Linked DNA regions of Mus musculus: region 1 is linked to region 2. The links are chromatin contacts, found by Hi-C or POLR2A ChIA-PET in ENCODE. All regions are on one chromosome and are shown on one strand. The core of a region is the stretch at or near the end of the contact, and the rest is flanking DNA. Distances in the headings are between cores, read along the strand shown. Region 1 overlaps Zranb3 (zinc finger, RAN-binding domain containing 3). Region 2 overlaps Zranb3 (zinc finger, RAN-binding domain containing 3).

The links. Hi-C counts contacts between places; a loop is a spot of excess contacts on that map. ChIA-PET counts read pairs that join two places held with the same protein, here RNA polymerase II (POLR2A).
Region 1: a loop to region 2 is called in a map of gastrocnemius, with 2.0 times the contacts of the local background. The contact joins two enhancer-like sites. A Hi-C loop is called at or near these places in 1 of 37 maps with a recorded cell type or tissue (gastrocnemius). POLR2A ChIA-PET finds 5 or more read pairs at or near these places in 1 of 5 experiments (embryonic stem cell).

Annotation. Positions count from the first base shown.
Region 1 is chr1:128,078,089-128,081,147 of GRCm38, forward strand. All of the region lies in intron 2 of Zranb3 (zinc finger, RAN-binding domain containing 3), which reads right to left. Among named protein-coding and RNA genes, the nearest start is that of Zranb3, 23 kb to the right of the region's middle. Within about 2 kb of position 1,748, at least 1 of the 3 ENCODE cell types and tissues checked has a DNase peak (open chromatin) inside an H3K27ac peak, as active enhancers do.
Region 2 is chr1:127,989,190-127,992,108 of GRCm38, forward strand. All of the region lies in intron 11 of Zranb3 (zinc finger, RAN-binding domain containing 3), which reads right to left. Among named protein-coding and RNA genes, the nearest start is that of Gm28800, 30 kb to the left of the region's middle. Within about 2 kb of position 1,361, at least 3 of the 3 ENCODE cell types and tissues checked have a DNase peak (open chromatin) inside an H3K27ac peak, as active enhancers do.

The DNA.
Region 1 (3,059 bases), core at 498-2,997, 89 kb after region 2:
TATGGTAACTTGGAACATTTTAATATTTTTCAAAACGTATAAACAACCAAATTATTATCATGTCAGTAACGAAGCTCTTTGGCTTCAAAGAAGCACTCCAGTATATTTTAATGCTAAATAATAATTAATTTAGGAAAATATATTTAGAAAATATGTAAACTGTAACAAAACATAACTTTATTGTTTAAGATTTTATATTTGATTCTATGTATGTGTGCATCCATGTGTGTGTATGTGCATGTAAGTATATGTGCCAGTGGGTGGTATTAGATACCCAGAGCAGGAGTCAGAGGCAGTTGTGATTAATGTGGGCACTGGGACCCAAACCCAGGTCCTCTGGAAGAGTAGCAAGAACTCTTAACCAGTCTCACTGTTCAGTTCTGGTTGTCCTAGAACTTACTATGTAGACCAGACCTGGCTGGCCTTGAATTCATAGAGAGTTTACCTCTCTGCCTCCCAAGTGCTGGGATTAAAGGAGTGTACCACTTCCTCCAGTGAGATTTAGTTTAAAAAAATTGTCATGAATTTATACATAAAGGAGCACTTGCCTCTACAGCCAAAGAGAGATAAAGCAGAGAGAGGTACAGGAGCTCAGAGACTATTGGCAAAATTGATAAATAAATGAGAAGTCAGCAGAGAGGTCACAGATAAACTCACATAATTGAAATGAAGTCCAGTCCAACTTCCTGGTGCTTGTTCCAGTGCAGCTACTAAGGCAAAGCCAAATGGAAACTGGAGTGGGCTAGAAACTGTGCATGATCCAAGGCAGAGTCCTGGAGCAGGAGTGTAACCTCCTCACAGGAAAGGGCAAGCGGGTCATGTTAGCACATTTAATAGGGTCAGAATCTTACAGAGTAAGTACCTGGGAGCAGAACAGAGCAACATGAAGTCAGAATGTTAGCCAATAGCTAGGCAGGACTGACCATTAGTTTTTCAATCAGTTACATATTTGAATATGTGTTATTTATATATTATTATGTATTATAGATGACCTTAAACTCTAATCCTACTGCCTTGACTTCCCAAATCCTGACATTGGTCAAACCAAGCATTTTCGAGGAAAAAGAAACCAAGACATACTGCATACTTTGGATGTGGCAACCTTCCATCTGCTACTTGATAACTGTATATTAGCAATTTTTTTCCATAAGGAATTTTCTAACTTCCCAAATATGCCCAGAGCCAGTATATCAATTAGAAAATGTGTCTTGGTTTCTTTTTCCTGGAAAATGATGGGTGTGGTCAACTTAGAGGCCTTACAGACAGTTGAATCATAAATTCCTATAATCTCAGGATTTAGGAAGCCAAGACACTAGGATCAGCATTTAAGGTCATCCACAGGGCTGGAGAGCTGGAGAGATGGCTCAGCGGTTAAGAGCACTGACTTCTCTTCCAGAGGTCCTGAGTTCAACCACATGGTGGCTCACAATCATCTCCAATGCCCTCTTCTGGTGTGTCTGAAGACAGTGACAGTGTACCCACATGCATTACATAGATAGATAGATAGATAGAAAGAAAGAAAGAAAATCAGTTTAAGGGGAAAAAAAGGTCATCCACAACTACAAAGTATATTTGGGCCAGTCAGAACTACAGAAGACACTGCTCCAAGCAAAAGACATAAATAAATCAGCTGCAATTTACAGAAAAAAAGAAAATGTGAGGCAATAGCAGATCAAGAAAAAGAGATACATAAGGCTTACCAAGGCTGCCAAGATGGGAACTGACAAAGAAACACGGCTCACTCTGAAGGGAAAGCTAGTGAGCTGTCTTACTAACGCTGAGAAGAGACGCCAGGACCAAACTGAAAAAGGAAGCATTTAATTGGGGGCTTCCTTACAGTTTCATCAAGGGTTCCTTCATGATCACCATGGTGGAAAGCTTGAAGGCAAGGAGACAATAGCTCCCACCAGAGTGTGTGTGCACAAAGACGCACACATAGAAATAGAAATAGAGACAGAGAGAAGCTGGGCCTGGCATGGGCTTTTGAACTTTAACCTCTACCCTACTCCCTCCCCTGGCTGACACCTTGCCTCCAACAAGGCCATATCCCCCAATGCTTCCTAACCAAGCCTTCAAAAATATTAGCTTATAGCCAGGCGTGATGGTGCACGCCTTTAATCCCAGCACTCGGGAGGCAGAGGCAGGAGGATTTCTGTGTTTGAGGTCAGCCTGGTCTACAAAGTGAGTTCCAGGGCAGCCAGGGCTATACAGAGAAACCCTGTCTCGAAAAACAAAACAAAAGAAAACAAAACAAAAAAATTAGCTTATGAGGGCTAATCTTTTTTTTTTTAATGAGGGCTAATCTTGTTCAAAACATTATATACACTAGACAAAAATTAAATTAAAAAAAGAAATTAAAAAGAAAAGCACTGTGGTGAGCAGTGTTGGCAAATTTAGGAGATGAGTTGATTAGGAGCAGGTGTAATGTGATTGATGGACATATTCAATGGTTACAAAACCTATCAGAGCTTTATCACGTGTGTGTGCGCACACACACAAACACACACACAATTAAATTAACTCACATGTGTGTATCGTGATTATTAATTAGGTAGGAGAGAGCCCAGCCAACTGTGGGTGGCACCATCCCCTGAGCAGGTGGTCCTAGGCTGAATGGAAAAGTATGAGCCTCTGAGGCAGCTAGCAAGCAGAATGCTTTCATGGTTTTCACTTCAAGTTTCTGCTTTGACTTCCTTCTTTCAATGAAGTCTTTGATCTGGAAGTGTAATTCAAATAAACACTTTCCTCCTGTAAGTTACTTTTAGCCAAACTGTTTTATCACAGCAACAGAAAAGAAACTAGAACACTAGAAAATAAAATAGCCTTCAAGTATATAAACAAATACAGAAATAAAGGCAGAACTAAAACACAACATAAAACAAGATACCACAGACTTGAACTGGATTTGCTAAGAATTTAAAAATATACTGCTGAAACTAAGAGCAAAGTTCACAATATTCCTGTTCTCTAATTGCAGGAAAGGAAAGGACTGGCTGTTCTTTGACATTAGTCAGCTAATCCCTGAGCTGGACACAGAAACCCAGCCAATCCTCAAACCT
Region 2 (2,919 bases), core at 111-2,610:
ATTATAATTTAATTACCAAATGTTTAGGGAGATTTAGCAGAAACATTACACAATATTCACTTTCCTGACGAAATTTTTATTTTACTGTTTATATACTTAGGAATTTTCCCTAAACATTATTGGTCAGTGTGCATATTTATAATCACTACTCAGAATTCCCTGCAAAAGAGTGTTTATTTGAGACCCCCCCCCGCCCCCAATGTTGAACTCTTTACCTCGGTGTGAGGTTAGGAAGCAGCATCTTGGGGAAGTGATTAAGTCATGAAGGTGGGGCCACGTCCACCAGATTAGTGACAGAATGCACTGCTATTTATTCCTATGGTATTTTGTTGTAGTAGCTCAAGTTTCTTAGAAAGTGATGTCCCAAAAGGGTGGTTGCTGCCTGGAGGGGTGGGAGGGTTACAAAGCAGGCGATGGGTAGAGACTGGGAGCCTCAGGGTGCATGCTAGGTAATCCCACAAAGGGAATTCAGAGGCATTCCAAGTCAACAAGGAGTGCAGCAGAGAAGTATCTCTCTTCTTAGGGGAACACTGGCAAAAAAGCAGGGGGAGAAGGGATGGGATGGGGGTTCCCAGGCGGGAAACCAGGAAAGGGGATAACATTTGAAATGTAAATAAAATATCTAATAATAATGATGGTAATAACAATAGAGAACAGCCGCATAGTCCTGAAGAGAACGTTGCTGGGGCAGAGACTGCAGAGGCCATTTGGATGAAGTTCAGATGAAAGTGAAGAACATGCTACTGGAAACTGGAGGAAAGGTCACTTTGTTCAAAAGCCAAGGACTTAACCGCATGGGCAATGTTCTAGTTATTTCTGGAAGGAAGAGCTTACAGGCAATGAGACTGCATCTTGCTGTGACTTCTGGCGGCACTCTGCAGGAGCAGCATGGCTCCTTCTGACTATCTGTGTACATGCAGGAAGAGAGATATACAGACACAGTCTCAAAGCAAAGGGGGGGACAGTTTAAATATGGGGAAATTCTTAGCTCATCAAGACAGAACAAATGAGGAGAACTGTTTTGAAGACAACACTGAAGTGTGTCCCAGTGGCCATTTGATAGAACAGATGGCGTGACATGAACTGCAGACGTAGTCAAAGTGAAAGGCTGACAGGAGTGTGTCAGCTGGGAGGGAAGCAATCACAGACGAGAGATGGCGGAGCAAGGGCAGCCTGTCAGCCTTCTTGAGCTGCACAGAACTGGAGCACAGCAGGACTCCACAGCGGGGAATACAAAACAAGGGGAGAGGGTGACAAAGGCAGTGCAGGGATCACTAGGTGACACTCTTGTCATTGGCACTGGTAGGGTGGTGGGTGTTGTGACACACTTGCTTTTACTGGATTGTGAAAACCAACAGAGAGGGAGCAGCAGGGGGTGGGGCTGCCTGCTGCAGCTCTGCAGCACCTGTGATCTCTCTCCACTGCACAGAACCTGAAAGCCAAGGCAGGGGCGGAGCCACTGCAACTGTTTGGCCAGTGCCCAGCTGAGACAGGGGGATATCTCCATCCCAGTAGATCCGGAAGGCAGGGCTACTGCTCTCTGTGGCCTGGAGGACAGTATAGGGCCAAAGAGGATTAATAGCAGGCTTTGATATTACTCAGCTTGCCCTGTGAGGTTTAAGAATTGTCTGAGACGAGCGAGCCCTTTGTTCTTTCCTTTTTCTTCCTCTTGGAGTGTGAATGAGTATTTTAGATATCTCACCCTCAGCTGTAGTTTAGAAGTCTATAATGTAGTTGGCCTCTCAGAGTCACAACTGGGGAGGAACTTCATCTCCAGGATGAGTCCCATCCACATCTGATTTAGATAATATTTAGATTAGATATTGGAGTTTGGTAGAATGAATGAGTGCAGTTTGTGCATAGAAGCTCATGAATTTTATGGGGACAGATAATGGTTGGTTTTACATCTTGACAAACCTAGAATTACCAGGGTAGGGTGGCTGAGTAGATCAGGTTGGCCTGTGGGCATGCATTTGAGGCTTGTTTTCAAATTGGGTGGTACTATTCATGGGCTGGGCTCTGAATGGTACAAAAGTGAAAAACCGGGGCTCAAGAGTAAGCATGTGTTCATTTCTCTCCGTTCTTGACTGTGGATCTGACTGGATTAGCTGCTTCATGTCCCTGCTTGCTGTCCCCTCAGTGACTGAAGGTAACCTGGAGTTATAAGCTGAATAAGCCAGCCCTCTTTTATTAAATCAGAGCAATAGAAATAAAACTAGGACAAGACAGAATAAAATGTAATAGACTAAAAATGTATGACTCTCCAAAATTCATTTACTGAAACCTAATGACTGATGCGAAGGTGTTAGGAGGAGACGATTAGTCATGACTAGAGCGACCTGGGAGGAAAGGGTTATTTTGACTTACACTTCCATTATCACTGTTCATCATCAAAGGAAGTCAGGACAGGAAATCAAATAGGGCAGAAACCTGGAGGCAGGAGCTGATGCAGAGGCCATGGAGGGTGCTGCTTACTGGCTTGCTCTCCATGGCTTGTTCAGCCTGCTTCTTTATAGAACCCAGGACCACAGCCCAGAGATGGTCCTCTCGCATCAATAACAAAGTAAGAAAATGCCCTACAGGCCTGCCTACAGCAGGCCTTATGGAAGCATTTTCCCAATTGAGGCTCCCTCCTCTCTGATGACTAACTAGCTTGTGTCAAGCTGACATAAACCTAGCCAGCACAATACCTCACAAATGAGATCACTGTCCTTATAAAAGAAGAGCATGAGGACCCAAGAGGAAGTCCTGCCCAACTTGACCATGCTGGCTCCATGATGGCACATCGCATCCTCTAGAACCCAGAGGAACATGATTCCATTTATTATGCGCCACCATGGTAATGGTATTTGTTATAGCATCCCTAATGACTAAGAAATCCTGCTCTTACTCAGGCCTCTTCTATAAGCATCCTTCAGT